2 separate regions of the Mus musculus genome follow, and region 2 is linked to region 1. A link is a loop called in an ENCODE intact Hi-C map of the cell type or tissue named here. Cell type or tissue: gastrocnemius. All regions are shown on one strand.

The links. Hi-C counts contacts between places; a loop is a spot of excess contacts. Peaks named below come from ENCODE experiments on the same cell type or tissue, not always from the same donor. Only the 100,000 strongest peaks of a DNase experiment are listed, where the experiment ranks them.
Region 2: a loop joins it to region 1, with 8 times the contacts of the local background. A loop is called at or near these places in 42 of 42 quality-filtered maps.

Annotation. Positions count from the first base shown.
Region 1 is chr11:117,235,328-117,240,327 of GRCm38, reverse strand. It overlaps a transcript of Septin9 not described here. Among named protein-coding and RNA genes, the nearest start is that of Gm39478, 28 kb to the left of the region's middle. In gastrocnemius, a CTCF peak has its summit at 1,989 (motif pointing left); DNase peaks (open chromatin) are centred at 1,977, 4,079, 4,757 and 4,981; H3K4me3 peaks cover 912 bases; H3K27ac peaks cover 2,627 bases.
Region 2 is chr11:117,357,915-117,362,914 of GRCm38, reverse strand. Septin9 (septin 9) reads right to left here. Exons shown (of 11, transcript NM_001113487.1): 10 at 3,445-3,496; 11 at 590-2,492. The coding sequence ends at 2,360. Among named protein-coding and RNA genes, the nearest start is that of Gm51932, 25 kb to the right of the region's middle. In gastrocnemius, CTCF peaks have their summits at 389 (motif pointing right), 2,850 (motif pointing right) and 4,440 (motif pointing right); DNase peaks (open chromatin) are centred at 3,452, 3,556, 4,478, 4,850 and 2 more places.

The DNA.
Region 1 (5,000 bases):
TGAACCTTGACCCTGCCTTACCCCAGACTCTTAGCTGAAGCATAAAAACAGAAACTATCAACATACTAGAAGAAAACTGGCAGTACCTTTGCAACTTGGCAAGAGACAATTCTTATAAAACACAGAAAGTGAAAACCACAGAGGAAAAAAGAGAAAGAAATTGCAAAATGAGACTTCACCAAAAGCGATGGGGACACACTTATGCTTATTTAAAAAAAAAAGAAAAAAGAAAGAAAGAAAAGAAAAAAAAACATGATTAACAAAAGGAATGGCCAAGCCACAGACTGAAATAAACTCCTTGCAAAGCATACATCTGACAAAAGACCAATATCCAGAAGTAATGAGGAAGAGTTGAGCCGTCCAATTTGAAAATGAGCAACAGATTTGAGAAAGATATTTTACAAAGGAAAAATACATGAATAGCTGGGAAGGTCATGAAAATGTGCTGGGCCACATTAGTCATCAGACAGATGCAAAATTAAAGCCAGAGTGAAATAGCACCCACACCCCCACCGCCAGAATGACTAACATTTAAGACTGACAGCAGCAGATGCCAGTGTGAACGCACACCACTGCACACTGCCGCTGGGACTGAAGCCGGATGGCTGCTGTGGGTGAAGATGTAGAAGTTTCTCCCGGAACTAAATAGACACCAAGGGTCTAGGTGCTCCCATGAGACAGATGAAGCAGCTCTCATGAAAGACCAGGATAAGATGTTCATCACGGAGGCCCAACCAGAGGAAACAGGAAAATGTCAAAGCCACAGAAGGGTCGGGCGGAGAGTAGGACCCAGCATGGAACACGCCATGGGGACCCACAGTACTGAGCGACTCTGCCAACATTCGAACTGGATAAAGGAACCCAGGGTGGGAAGTTCCCTGGAGGATACAAAGGCAGCAGCTGTATAGGAAGGGACAGGGGACTGTCCAGGTGATGTCAGTGTTCCATGTTGTGGCTGCAGTTGGAACACACGGTGCATTTACCTGTAAAAAATCACAGGATGGCATGCACAGCATCCAGGAGACACAGAAATGTGGAGAGAGAACCACAGTGGCTAACGATCCATGAGCAGAGGGAGGAGAGGTCATGAGTACTGGTACCTGCAACTTATTAAAACTGCCTCAGTCACCCGGCATGGTGGCACTTGTCTTTGACATCACCCTTTGGGAGATGGAGGTAGAAGGATTAGAAGTTCAAGGCCAACTTTAGCTACAGGAGATTGAGGGTTGCCTGGGCTACATGAGACTCCGTCTCAAAGACAAATTAATTAGTCAACCAAATATGTCTGAGGAGAGCCTGATTGCTGGTGGACAGATGCACACCTAACAAGGAACACTCACGGTAGGGTCCAGCAGGTGGGTGTGTGGGCAGGGTTTCACCGTCTGTCTTCTTGTTTGAAATGTTTTCAGAAAGTTAGAAAATTGGGGCCTGAGCTAGTAAAGAAGTTCTATTGCCTACTGAATGGGCACCTGGGTTCAATCCCAGTGCCATGTAAAAGCTAGGTATGGCTGAACATGCATGTGTATACAGCCACACACACACACACACACACACACACACACACACTCACACACACAAGTCATTTTTGAAAACCAAGGTAATAAACAATACCGGAAGACAACGTTGACCTCCACGCCCGCTCACTGACCACACACACACACACACACACACACACACACACACACACACACACAAGTGGGCTGGAAAAACTTGAGAGATTGAAACACTTCAAACAAAACCTAGGAAAATACAGTACAGAAAGAGTCAGGGGGCACCAGCCTCCTCCCCCGGGTGCCATAGGCTGGGATTGGAATTCAGTGGCTCCTTCTTATTATTTCCTGAGGGTCTCCTCTTGCCGCTTCCCTCCCCTTCAGCCTAATCAAGTTGTACTGGCAGCTCTGCAGCAGCATGCAGCCCTTCTGCAGAGCCAAGGAAAGCAATACCCAAGTACATGGGCTTTTAAGAGCTTGCACCGCCCCCTGCTGGACAAAAAGATCCCTGCAGCTGCCTCTCTATTTCCTGCAAGTAGAGAGTTAGCCCTTGCTGGGCCACCAACACCCTGCAAATAGACAGTGTTGATCAATAGGCTTTGCCTGTCTATAGAACACACCCACCACGTCCACAGTGACTATCCAGGTCCTTGAGGATGGTCCTTGCCCACCAACACAGGTCACAAACGCAGACCAAGGCTACCCTCTCCAGGCAGGACACCAATCCCCAACCCTTTCTCGCCACCTTGGGCTGGGACACCAGGCAGAACCCTGAATCTGTAAGGTATACCTTCTTCTTCTTCTTCTTCTTCTTCTTCTTCTTCTTCTTCTTCTTCTTCTTCTTCTTCTTCTTCTTCTTCTTCTTCTTCTTTTTGTTTGCATGAATGTCTGTGCATGGTGTGTGTCTGTCTGGTACCCTCAGAAGCCAGGAGGAATCATTAGAGTTACAGATGGTTGTGAGCTGCCATGTGGGTGCTGGGGATGAAAACTGGGTCCCCTGCAAGAGCCTTAACTGCTGAGCCATCTCTCAGGTCCTGGAGTACTCTCTTCATTATTGATAGCTATGTCCTGTGACATACACCACACATGTCAACACACACGTGGCTGGGAGCCCTGAACTGGAGAGACCGTCGCCTAGGACACCGGCTGGCCTTATCCAAGTCCAGACTGAGGGCTTCCCAGGATGAGCATGGGGCAAACAGAACAGAGTCAGAGGCCATTTCTTTCCCACCCATTTCCACAGCACCCCTCTCCACTCACACCCTCCTTGGCTCTAACGTCAGAGCCTTTGTTTTTGAGGTCCTCTCTGCCCATGGCTTTTGAACTGTTGGTTTTCTCTGGCTGTTCAAGCCCCCAAGTCAGTCCACCCCTCAGTTGTAGGAGCTTCTAATAACTCCCCATAAACACACACCACCGCAGCCTGGGGAGCTCGGTCAGCAATGTCTTGCAAACAGGATGACCCGAGTTCAAAATCTCAGAACCCTGGTAAAGAGCCTGGTATGGTGACGTGTGCAGTTTCAGCCCAGGTGGGTCCTCAGAGCTCGATGGCCACCTGGCCTACACAACAAGCTCCAGGCTGTTAAGCGACTCTGTCTCAAAACATGTGGTGGGTGGTGCCTGAAGAACAATAGCCAAGGCTGTCCACTGGCTTCTACATGTGCGCACACACACACATACAGACACCACATCTCCTGCTCAAACCCATGTGACAGGCAATGCTGAAGGAATCAAGTGGCCAGGTGGTGTGCTATTCTCCACTCTTCATTGTAAGCTTCAAACCCAGGCGGGTGCTGTGAGGGTAACAACTGTCCACGGAGCAGGAGAAAGTACCGACAGGATAGATCAAATAAGGATCTAATAACCAGCATATATAAAGAGCTCCCTCAACTCAATAACAAAGCAACTTGACTCAAAAATGGGCAGAGCCTGGTGTGAAGGCACACACCTGTAATCCCAGCACTTGATAGGCGGAGGCAGGACCATCAGGGGTTCAAGGCCACCTCAACTATTACTAGTCTTATAACCAGCCCAACACCAGCTACACAGGGAGAATGGTGTCCCCCACAAACGCCTACCACCCCAGACTCTTACTCTGGTACTCTCACACCCCATATCCCCATACCCCTACCACCCCATACGTCTATCCCCCCCCAACACAGAGAGCAGTGTCTGGGAGAAAAGGCTCTTGGGCAAGCTATATGGCTCAACTGGTAAAGGTGCTTGTCACTAAGCCTGATGACGTGAATTCTGTTTCTGCACCCAAATGATGGAAACAGAGAACAGATTTCTTCAAGTTGTCCTCTGACCTCCACACGTGTCAGGGCAAATGTACACAAACACAGATAGACTCTTTTTTTTTTTTTTCTTGAAAGGAAAAAAAAAAAAGGAAAGGCTTTTTGTGGATAGAATGTGGTGGCTTAAGTTGTGATCATCCCAGCTGCCCAGAGGCCTTAAATATCCTCATTTTTAGAAAGGCAGAGGGAGATCTGAGAGAAGCCGGTCACGAGACAGCAGAGGCAGAAGCCAAGAAAGCCGACGCTGCTGGAGCCACCAGGAGCTGGGAAAGCATTGGGCCAAGAGCTGCTTGGAGCTTCAGAAGGAGCTAGCCCTGCCCAGCTCGTTCTGCTTCTGATTTCTGACCTGCAGAGCTAAGCAAAGTCACAGCAATCCATCAGTCACAGCTGGAGCCCGCCAGAGGCTCTGCGGCCAGCCCAGAGGTGGGAGATGAGAGGACTGAATGGGGCAGTGAGCCTCCAGAGAGCCCCGGTTGTCTGCCTGCCCCGTGGCAGAGAAGACCTGGGACCCTGGTGTCTCACTACACAAACCAGACCCCAGCCAGGAGCATACATCCAATGCCAGGGCAGTTGGACCCTTGCAGAGAGCCATGTGTGGATTCCTTACTGGGCAGTGTCTCCCATGATCCCTGTCTGTGACTGCCCCATTGGCCTAGCCTTTCTCACCCTCCCTGTCCTCTCCTTGTCCCCTGGCTGAGTAGAAAGCTCCCTTTTAGAGAGTCAGCCTCTCTCTCTCTCTCTCTCTCTCTCTCTCTTTCTCCCCACCCCGTGCTGAAACACAAGCGCTTGGAACAAGATAAAACTGCTTAATTTCTAAGAGCCACAAAGCCAATCCAGAAGACTGAAAAGAGAAACCACGCCGACCCTTGGCTGAGAACGCAGCATCCCGTGCCTCTGGGGCCTGTCTCTGCTCAGTGACTCATGCCAGCCCTGCTGAGGAGCCTGAAGCATTTGCCTGGGGAAATCTCTGAGAGGACCCCGGGCCAGCCCCACAAGGTGGGAGGGGGAGCGGAAAGGAAAAGAAAGGACAGGGCAGAGCTAAGGATGCCCACTCAAGCCCTGAACCTCTTCCCTGCGGCTAGAAGGTCCCATGGCCCCAACCAGGGCAAGACCACACCCTTGACCACACCTCCTGGGCAGCAGGGCTGGACCGGCTTCAGCCACCAGTCCTTGGGGCATCCAGCCAGCCAGGTCTCCATCCACTGGAGTGCCCTGG
Region 2 (5,000 bases), 120 kb before region 1:
AAACGAGTGTCCCTCAAGAGCAAAGTGCATGGACCTGAAATAACGCAGTCCCCAGGAGCAGGGGTGGCAGGGGACTGGGGATGGAGCCATGCCAACACTCGGTCCCGGGCTTCCGAATGGTGAGAGTGTACACTAGTATTGTTCCAGGGTGTCTGGATTGCAGTCACTTGCCACAGGAGCTTGGGGACATTAAAGCACACAGAGAGGGACCCTCCCCTTTCCTGATTCCTGTACACAAAACTGGTTGGCTCAGCCAGCCTCCTGGGACCACACATGGTTTAGTTCTCTTGGAATAACATTATTATAAATGGCCAGTTACCAGGGTCTCACATAATAAAATTTAGATTTGTATTTATGTGTATATGTGTCTGCCACATGTGTGCAGGTACCACCAGAGGCCAGAAGAGGGCGTCAGATGTCCCACAAGCTGGATTACAGGCAGTGGGTGTGGCTAACTTTTCACCACTGGGCTGCTGATTCCTAATTCTGGATCTCACACAGTCCTATAGCTTCCTTCCACTGGGAGCCTCTACTCCCGTGCTCCCCTCACCACCTTTAATGGACCAGACAGGTCTTGCCAAAGAGAACTCCAGAAAAAAAGTTTGTATTTGAAACATTTATTTCAGGAAATACATTTCAACACTTTGTTATTTATACAAAAAAAAAAAAAGAGAGAGAGAGAGAGAGAGAGACTTTTCTGCCCCCCCACCAGGAAGCCCCCAGCAGAGGGCCACGTGGACCGGCCTGGTGAGACGAACAGTTTCAATACCTGGTTACAGAGGCACAAAGTCATCCTGATGACCGGGTTGCTGCTAAATCCCCAGGGTCACTTGGGCTGGTGAAGGCCGGAGTGCCCTGGGTCCAGCGTGCTGGAGATTTCCTTCAAAGTCCTGATTTTGGCAAAAGAACTTGGCAAGCTGGCAAGCGAACTGTTCGGCCACAGGGCATGACGAGGGGCCCTTCCATGCTTGGATGAGGGAGTAGACGCCCAAAGCAGGAAACAATGTTCGTCTCCATCTGTCTGCACCCCACCCCTCCCACTGCACTTCTGGGCTGCAGAAAGCTAGCCCTGGGTCTGTAGAGGCACCTTCCCCAAGCGGGTCCAACCTAACGCACCTCACCAAACTTTCTCCTCAGGGGCAAATGAGAATGGGAGGCAGGCAGGAAGGACACGGCTTTGGTCAGCTGTGCATGGATGGTCCCTAATGTTCCCTCTGAGAGAAGATGAGTGAGCCTGGCTATCCATCTCTGACCCCCTCATCTTTCCCTCTTTAGGGGTATTTTTGATGGGTTCTGGGGCACAGGGCTAGTCTAGGCTCATGTAGACAACAAAATGGTCAGGTTTCTGGCTCCCACCCAGTACAGTCACTGAATCATCAAGGCTTGAGCCTGGGGTGTGTGGGGTGGGACAGGGTGAGGCAGCGGAGCATCAATGTAACCAGAATATCTTGGCCCAAACTGAGGACCACGCGGATATGCCTTCCGCGGCACCTGGGCAGGAGAGCTCCCACACACTCTTATGCCTCCCTTCCACGGCTTCCTCCCTCATGGCTTCGACTCATCTTCTTGCTTTGACCTTCCTTACATTGGGGGCGGGGCTTCCTAACATCGGGGAGCATCTTTCACGCTTCGTCTTTTATAATTAAAGCCCAGTGTAGTAGCGATATCTACAGCACAGGGGAGAGAGAACCCAAGGGCGAGGGAGAAAAGATACCTCCCTCTCTCCAGCACGTCCCTGCTTTTCACCCAAAGGGACATCTGGGAAGAGGTGACTGGCTCTTGTAGATCAAGGCACTTTCTGCTCTGGGACAAGCTCGAGGGGCACGGTTGTCACTTTGTCTAAGTGATTGGCAACTTTGGCTGTGACGCCTCTAGTTCCCTTGAGGGGCAGGCAGCTGAGGGCGCTGTAAGAAACGCCCCCGGAGGGGCAGGTGAGGTTTCAGGAATACCCGGCCAGCTCCATCCTCCTTTGGGGCAGTCTCTAACCTGCTTGAGGCTGCGGCCATGGGGTCTTGTGGTCTAACGGGCTCCTCTGCACCCCCTAGGACTTGGCCCCCACAGGCTTCAGCTTAGAACTCAGAGCGGGGGACGGACACATAGCTCTTCTAACCCCTCAGGGGCTGAGCCCGGGTGGAAATAGAGCACAGAGGCAAGCCCAGGCTTAGCCCCGCCCACCCTGCTGCTGCAGCCAATAAGAGCACACTTGGGAGGTAAACCCTCTCTTGTTACCTGGCAAAGTGTGGGAAGAGATGGATGGAGGCAGGTGACAAGGAGATAATTATATAAAATAAGACAGGGTAGGTGGGTGGGCCAGGGATGATGAAAAGATCTGGGGGTGGGGTCCAGGGGCGGGACGCATCTACATCTCCTGGGCTTCCGGCTCCTTCTCGATCCCGTTGGCCATGGCGCTGTTGCCCTCGTTGAGGCGTTTCACTCGGTAGGCTTCGAAGTGGATGTTGCTGGTGATGTCTTTGATGTTTTGCATGTGCGTCCTGCAGGGAACATGGCCAGCATTGGGGGGGAGGGGGTGACCACTTAGCCTGCCTGGGATGACAACCGCCTGCCCCTCCTGGCTCTTAGAGCCATCCTGCAGGCTCTCTGTGCATACCCAGCAAAACCAGGTGGCGTTCACTCGCTCTCTGGTAACTTTAGACCTTCTGTGGCCTCACATTCTAACCCGTACCCCCGTCTCTGTGTTCACATTGGCTAGTCAGGGGCCTGCACAAGGATGGAGAACTGGGCACTAAAAACACAAAGCTGTGGAAGGTCTCAAGGCCTTCTTCACCAGTGAGCAGGACTTGGGTATTCGTGCTCCAAGACAGAAATTCATGCTGTGGCCAGCAGGAGGCAGCAGATGACCACAGTCCCCAGCGCTGCCTACCCTGACATTCCTAAACTGACTTTTTAAACAAAGTTTCTTTTTGCAGGTGGGAGCCAGAGCCTTAAAGCCTGCCAGGCAACTTCTATCTATGGCCCACACTGCAGACCTCCCCTCCTCTTTACTTTGGGAAGGGGAGTGGGAAAGGTGAGGAGCCCGGAAGGCTTTATTCCTGGAATCCCCACCCCAGGCCCTCAGACAGTCCTGCCTGGCAGGACTTTTTCTACTAATGTATATTAATCACACAAATGAATTTTTTCTTTTAGTTTGTTAGTTTTGTTTGGGACATATAGTCCAGGCTGTGCTGTGTGGACAGTAGCCATAGCTGAATCTAGCATGTTTAGCCCACTGGGGACCGGATGGAGCCCCTCTCATCCTGGTGACTTCGAAAGGTTAGAAAGAATCCTCATTTCTTCATCCATTCCCAGGTTTCTGTTAGCTTGTTTTCAGCTCAGTTCCCGAGAACAGGGCTGACATCAGGCGGCCAGGGTGGGGCCTTTCCCGCCCATCTACCACCACCAACCCCCAGAGCCGGTCCTCCCAAGGGGCCTTCAGAGCTGACTCACCTGATAAGGAGATCCCGCAGGTAAGCAAATTCACAGTGAGTGGTATTCTCAACTAAGGAAAAGAGAAGGAGAGATGATCAGTGGGGAGGAAGCCCCTCCTCTCCTCCCCGGGAAAGCCAACAGCTTCCAGAAAGCCCCGCCCACTGGGCAGGATGATTGACAGCCACTCGATGGTTTCGGAGTCAACAGGGAGACTCGCCTCTAGTGTGTCTATGAGAGGCTCAGCTGAGGGAAGACCCACAGGGAATGTGGGCAGCACTATCCTGTGGGCCGAGTTTTCCCAGTTGAATAAAAAAGAAAGTGAACTGAATTCCAGCATTTATTTATCTGCTTCCTGACTGCGGATACACAGCGATCAACAGTCTATTGTCGTGCCGCCATGACACCCCAGCATGATGGACTGCACCCTGGAACCGTGAGCCCAAATAAACCCCTCATTCCTTGTGTTCTGGACTGGGGTGAGTTCTGTTGGCTTCTCTGACCCAGTTTCTCAATAAAATGAGCAAATGACTCAGTAGATAAGGGCATTTGCCGCCAAACCCAATGACTGCAGTTTGATTCCCAGAACCACACAGTAGAAGGTGAGAGCCAACTCTTGCAAGCTGTCGTCTTACTACTACATCCGTGTTTTGGCATGTGCGTGCCCTCTCCCTCCAATAAAGTAAATAAGTTAATAAATAAATGTAAGAGAAATTTAAACGGGAGATCAGCATGGCTTGGACCTTAAGGGCACAAAAGACCAAATGAGCCAAGGATGTATTCTGACTTTGTGACGCTTTTGAGGAACCAAGTAGCTTTCCATCCTCCAGGTAGTACTCTGGCCACCTTCCAAGGATGGAACAGACACTTCAGATGGTGCGTACCAAGGATTAGGAGTAGGCCCCATTGGATGGGACTTAGTAAGTTATGAACTCACAGGGTCCCTGATAGGAACTTGCACCAGGTTCACTTTACAAGGATGCTGGATGTGGGAACGACCACCAGGGGGCGTACCCAGAGGCTGCCTGGATCCTTAGCTGGGAACAGTAATCTAACCTGGCTAAATGAGTTCTCATTGAGTGCATGCAGTACCCAAGTTGGCCATCAGGGGCCAGAAGAGACACGTTAGTATCCAATGCCTCTCCTAGAGTCCCAGGGCTTTTACCCCAAACTTTACTCCTCCAAACCTTGCCTTGCATATTCCTGGAGAGGATTTAGAGGATGAGGAAGACATCAAAGATGGGAAGGAACGACTGAGGGGAACCAAGCTGAGGACAAGCTATTGAGAGAACAGCTTCAGAGAGGCCCCTAGAGTCACTTCTGGGGTCAACACCTGACATTGAGGGGAGTGCTACAGGAGGCCACGGGCACCAAAACCACCCAGAGACTGTCCCCAGGACACCCCACCTGGCAGACCCACAGGAGGGCACAGTAGGGGAAGGGAGGGGCTGGAAGACAGGCCCTCTTCAGCGGTCACCTCAGAAAGACCAGGCAACAATTCCAACTCCAGGGTCTCCAGTGCAAGGCTTCACGTGGCATGCCAGACCACCTCCCAGTATGGAGCCCTGGCTGTCCAT